Regions from separate parts of the Homo sapiens genome. Here region 2 is linked to region 1. Evidence: read pairs that join two places in POLR2A ChIA-PET (ENCODE). Cell type or tissue: OCI-LY7. All regions are shown on one strand.

The links. ChIA-PET counts read pairs that join two places held together with the same protein. Peaks named below come from ENCODE experiments on the same cell type or tissue, not always from the same donor. Only the 100,000 strongest peaks of a DNase experiment are listed, where the experiment ranks them.
Region 2: POLR2A ChIA-PET joins it to region 1 with 25 read pairs; 2 of 35 experiments call an interaction of 5 or more read pairs at or near these places.

The regions. Positions count from the first base shown.
Region 1 is chr3:18,722,535-18,725,034 of GRCh38, reverse strand. No RefSeq gene overlaps it. Among named protein-coding and RNA genes, the nearest start is that of SATB1-AS1, 280 kb to the right of the region's middle. In OCI-LY7, no CTCF peak of the experiment used is centred here; a DNase peak (open chromatin) is centred at 1,404.
Region 2 is chr3:18,126,742-18,129,241 of GRCh38, reverse strand. All of the region lies in intron 4 of BALR6 (B-cell acute lymphoblastic leukemia associated long RNA 6), which reads right to left. Among named protein-coding and RNA genes, the nearest start is that of BALR6, 170 kb to the right of the region's middle. RefSeq lists an enhancer at 497-1,372. In OCI-LY7, CTCF peaks have their summits at 1,660 and 1,867; DNase peaks (open chromatin) are centred at 1,541 and 1,871; H3K4me3 peaks cover 1,680 bases; H3K27ac peaks cover 2,095 bases.

The sequences.
Region 1 (2,500 bases):
TAGAGGATCTTTCATGAACTGGTGGAGGGATTCAATGTTGCCTCCAGGACAATGTAGGATGAAAACAAGGACTAACACGACAGCTGGAACGTTGATGGACAGATGCATAAGGAAGCAAACTATCAGGAATTTGCGAAAATTATGAAGCGGGGCTCTGAATTTCCAGAGAAGTTCACAGTGAACTGACAAATCCCTGAGAGGCAGGGAAGCCCTGGCTGACAGCTCATTTTCAACAGAAAGAACTTTCCTATAATGCTCACCTAGCTAGTAAAGTGACTCCCTAGCTCCTATACTTACTTCCTCCCTCAGGGCTAACAAGCCCTACCGTGGCATCCTCACAGGGCTGGACTCTGATCCCCCTGGTCAAGGAGAGAGTCCATTGAGGGAGATGAATTAATTAAGAGATTTACAGCTCAGAAGGCATAATGGAAGATGCAGCCCTGTTTATTGTGCTTCATGAACCCAGAGAAGAAGTCCCAAACTCAGTTTTGGAGTAAGACGGTATTAGAGAAAGTTTCTCAAAAGAGGTGACAGTGGGTTGGGGCAGGAGTAAATTTAAACAAACAGTAAGTTCAAAATGTAAAATTGTTTGATATTTTGAGGGAACGGCAAGCCCTTGAGTGTGGCTAGCTCACAGCGGCTAACGTGGGAGATTCGGGGCTGCCTTTCAAAACAAGCATAGGAAGGTAGCCAAAGACCACATCTAAAAGGTTCCTAAGTCAATCTAAAGAGCTTGGATTTTTATCCTGAAGACAATAGGAAGCCACTGACAGTTTTTAAGTAAAGAAGCACTGTGATTACATTTGGTGATTGAGAAAAATATGTTGAGGGTCTCTAGACAGCTGTTTTGTGGAGTTTAGATATTTGCTTGTCCAATGCCATCCTCCTAGCCTGAGGACCTATGTGTCCTTCCAGACATACCTCCCCTATGAAAAATTATCTGATAATATCAACCCCCTCCTTTGATCTTTGTCACATTTGTTTTTCGCTCCTGTATCACTTACCTCCTTGCACATTTTTTAAAATGAAGCATTCTTCAAGTGTCATTTCACATCTAAATCTTTGAAAATTATTCAGGACAGACACTCACAAGCCTACAGGACACAATCAGATAAGTGAGTAAAGCAAACCAGGAATAAGAGGCATTTGTCTGCATGGTGCTGTGGGTTGAATGTGTCCCCCCAAAAGTTTATATGGTGAAAGTTTTATTCCTTAATGCAGCAATGTTGGGAGGTGGGACCTGGTGGGAGGTGGGAGGTTTTTGAGTTATGGGGGCCTAGGCCTCAGGAAGGGATTAGTGCACTTCCCTCAGGATAGGGATAGTTCTCACAAGAGCAGTGTTACAGAGCAGATAACCCCACTTTGTTTCTTTTCCTTTTGCTTGTGCTCACTTGTACTTCTGCTTTTCTCTCATGCTGTGAAGCAGCACAAAGCCCTCACCTAATGTAGCCACCTGATCTTGGACTTCCCAGCATCTAGTACTATGACCTAAATACATTTTTCTTTAAAAATTACCCAGTCCCAGGTAATTTGTCATGGCAACAGAAAATGGATTAAGACACATGGGAAACATGTAGTAATGCTCTTTACTTCCACAAAAAAAGAGGTTGAAAAAAACACACACATTTATGTAACATAAGAAAAGCAACAGCACAAGGGCAGTGCTAATAGAGATGTGTAATTAACCACAGTATTCATGAAGCAATAGGGAGTGATGAGATCTGTAGTCAATCAGAGAGATCATTCACTTTTGTAAGAAAGGTAGTCGCTACTTGTCCCAAGTAATTGTTGACATGCAGAGTTAGAGAAACAGAGTGTAAGATGTCTTGATTAAAAAGGGGGAAAAAATCAAACTCCAAATTTTTATATGAAATATCCTTATACCTAAAAATTGGTTGAAAACTTTTCTGAATATTACAGACCAATATCAGCATATCAGTGGCCCAGATATATCCCACATACCCTACAAATTACAACTTGCGTAATACATTTTTATGTGACCATGAAGTCTAGAAACTTGCTTAATAAATATAATTTGAAAACAAGGTGCTTTTGTTTCTGTGACTTTTGACACCCTCATCTTTATCATTCATTGAGCTCTGACTTTGTGTTGACTTTCATTGCTATTTATTTTTCATGTTTATTTTTAATCTTTTCAAAGAGATGAGACCTCCCGAATATCATAAATCATCACTTCAGCATCTTTCTTTCCCCAGCCCATAACATGGTTATTTTTCCTTTGTTTAGGCGCTGTAATAATTATAAAAACTAAAATTTATTAATTGTTTACTACAGGTAAACAATTCATATTATCTCATTTGTTTCCTAAAACAATATTATAAAATAGCTACTGATATTTTGATTCTTACTTACAGATGAAGAATTCAAAGATTGGAAAGATTAAACAAAGTGTCCAGGCTTATGTAGTTAGGAAGTTATGGAGCTGGGACTCAAACATGGCAGGCTGGCCCCAGGAGGTACTATTTTACTGCTAAAAATG
Region 2 (2,500 bases), 600 kb after region 1:
TAGAACAGGATGTTGCTGACTGAGACTCTGCAGGCTGGAAGCCTCAGAAAATGCACTCGGGTGGGGTGCTGAAAGCAAGTGGAATCTGAGGGAATTTATTTGGGCATTTACCCTGGGACCGCTTTGGAACCAAAGCGAGAGGCTGAGGAAGAGGGGAAAATGACAAGGAAACAATTTCTGAATGTGTGCAGAATCCAGAAAACATGTTTTACTATGTCCTCAGCTGAATTTTTGTCTCCCACTTTCCCTATGCCAAAAATGACCTCACTATATTCTTCACAGAATGAGGCTCATGGTTAGAAGTCTCTTTATACACAACAATAATTTTAGAATGTGATACATGAAGGAAAGCTATCCACCACATTATAGAAAATCCATGGCTTCCCTGTATCTATCAGGTAAAAGAAGTTACCTGAAATGCTCTGTCCTCTTCCTCCTCAGGGGTCAACAACTCACCCAACCCCTACAGCCCTGTCAAGGAGATCACATACAAAACCCACATGCCAGCCTATTTTTCTCCATTAAGCAAAATATCATCATGACATTCACTGAAAAAAGGGGTAAAGGAAGTCTGTGTTTCAGATTTTGTTTCAGTCTTCTGGAATCAAACAAAATAACCCACATAACGGCCTCTGGGGCAAAAAGTGTGCAAAAATGAAGGTTTTAGGAAAACTCCAAATTGGATCAGGCCTGAGACTTAAACTATATACCGTGATTCTTTGGTATTGTTTGGTTTCATCATCTGTCTCCCACTTTGCCCAACTTTTATCAGACAAGACAGGAAGCAGGCACTCTTTATTCTGTATGCACAGTAGCTCTCTCAAAAACATCTTTATTCAGCTTCTTCGCTAATGTCTCCGGCAAAGGCATCAACATGCTTTGTGCAAAATGAATTACTGCTAATTAAAAATCAACAGAAATGAGCATGCAACACTCTGTGCCCCATTAATATTTTAACCAGCAGCATGAGTAATTAAAGCTGCGCTAATTTTTTCCTCTCTCGCACAGCATCTATAACCAGTCAATAAATTACATAAAAAGTACAGGTGTGTTTCGCTGTCAGAGGCATAATATAATGATAAATCGACATCATTTCTCATACTTAACGGTCCCCCATTTGGTGCCAACTAAGAACTTGCTGTTATCTTTGCATTTGTAAATGACACACACGCATGCCACACACACACACACACACACACACAAAATACTAAAAGGGAAGGCCATACGCCAGTACTGGCCCAAGTTCATGGGCTTCAGTTTGTACTTCAAAAGAGGGAAGCTAGTTGTTTGATAAGCAAAGTCTGCTGCCCTATATTTTGTTTCCTCTATTTTTTTTCCTGATGTTCATGAAGAGGGGATATGCTCCCCAGCCCCCAGGAACTATGTCAGAAAGTAAGATGGAGGAAACCATTACCAATTTCTATTATATTTTTCAATGCACATCAAGATTCACACACACACACACACACACACACACAAACACACACACACACACACACACCCTGGTGAGTACAGACCCTAGCCCTCTGCCATTCCCCAGTTCACTAGGCAAACCACTTCTGCTTTTTCCATTTCAATGATTACTCTTTGTAAAGCTTTCTCTTTCAAAAAAAAAAAACCCGATATGTACAGATGTTAAGTGTTGCTCTTTTTTCTTCCATAGAAAACATTAAGAAGTTGTTATTTACTGCTTCCTTTGGAAAGGTTCTAAATTATTTATCCCTCAGTAGTTCTCACTCTTCTTTTCCCAGTTACATTCCTCTTTCTTAGGACCCCTCTTGCCCTCCTTCCACTGGCATCAGCACCACACAAGCCCCCAGGTTGTGCCTAAGAAAAGCACTACCTGTTTCAGGCCTTTCAGAAGGCAGCCAGTAGGTCCTGCTGTAGCTCTACATTTGCCTTCGTTGGTGAAGAGCTAGAGCTCCAACACGGCTTTCTCTAAGAGGCTGACTGTGAATGCAATTCTGAAGGATGGATTCAGCAATTCTGGGCATCCTACAATGTGTCTTCACTTTTCTGCTAAAAAATGAATGTCAGCAGACAGGATGAGAGAGACCATTTTTAATTCAGTATTACTTAAGTCGAAAATACGTCCCTCAATCTTTCCTCCTCTAAGTAGCTTTTTTATTTTTACTAATTAAACAATTGTTTGCTTTGGAGAAGCAGTAAAATACGTTGAGAGTACTTTTAGCCTAAGGCAACTAGATGCCCCAGATATATCAGGCCAGTACCATCTTTTTAATGGACTTTCTTGCTGTCTGCTGCAAACAATCTGGGCAGTGAGATGCTCCAGCTCTCCTGGTCTGTTTCCCCTCCACCCTGTTGCCGTTCCAATGGCCCGGACTCCTTCATGCCTCACATCTGCACCATTAGGCCCCAGAAAGGTGGGCAAGGGGCCCAGTGGCCACAAAACCACTTCTACTCACTGGCAATACTTCAACAACCCTGCTGCCTGCATCACAAAAATCTTCGATGATGTTCAGTTCACAAATCTGGTTAG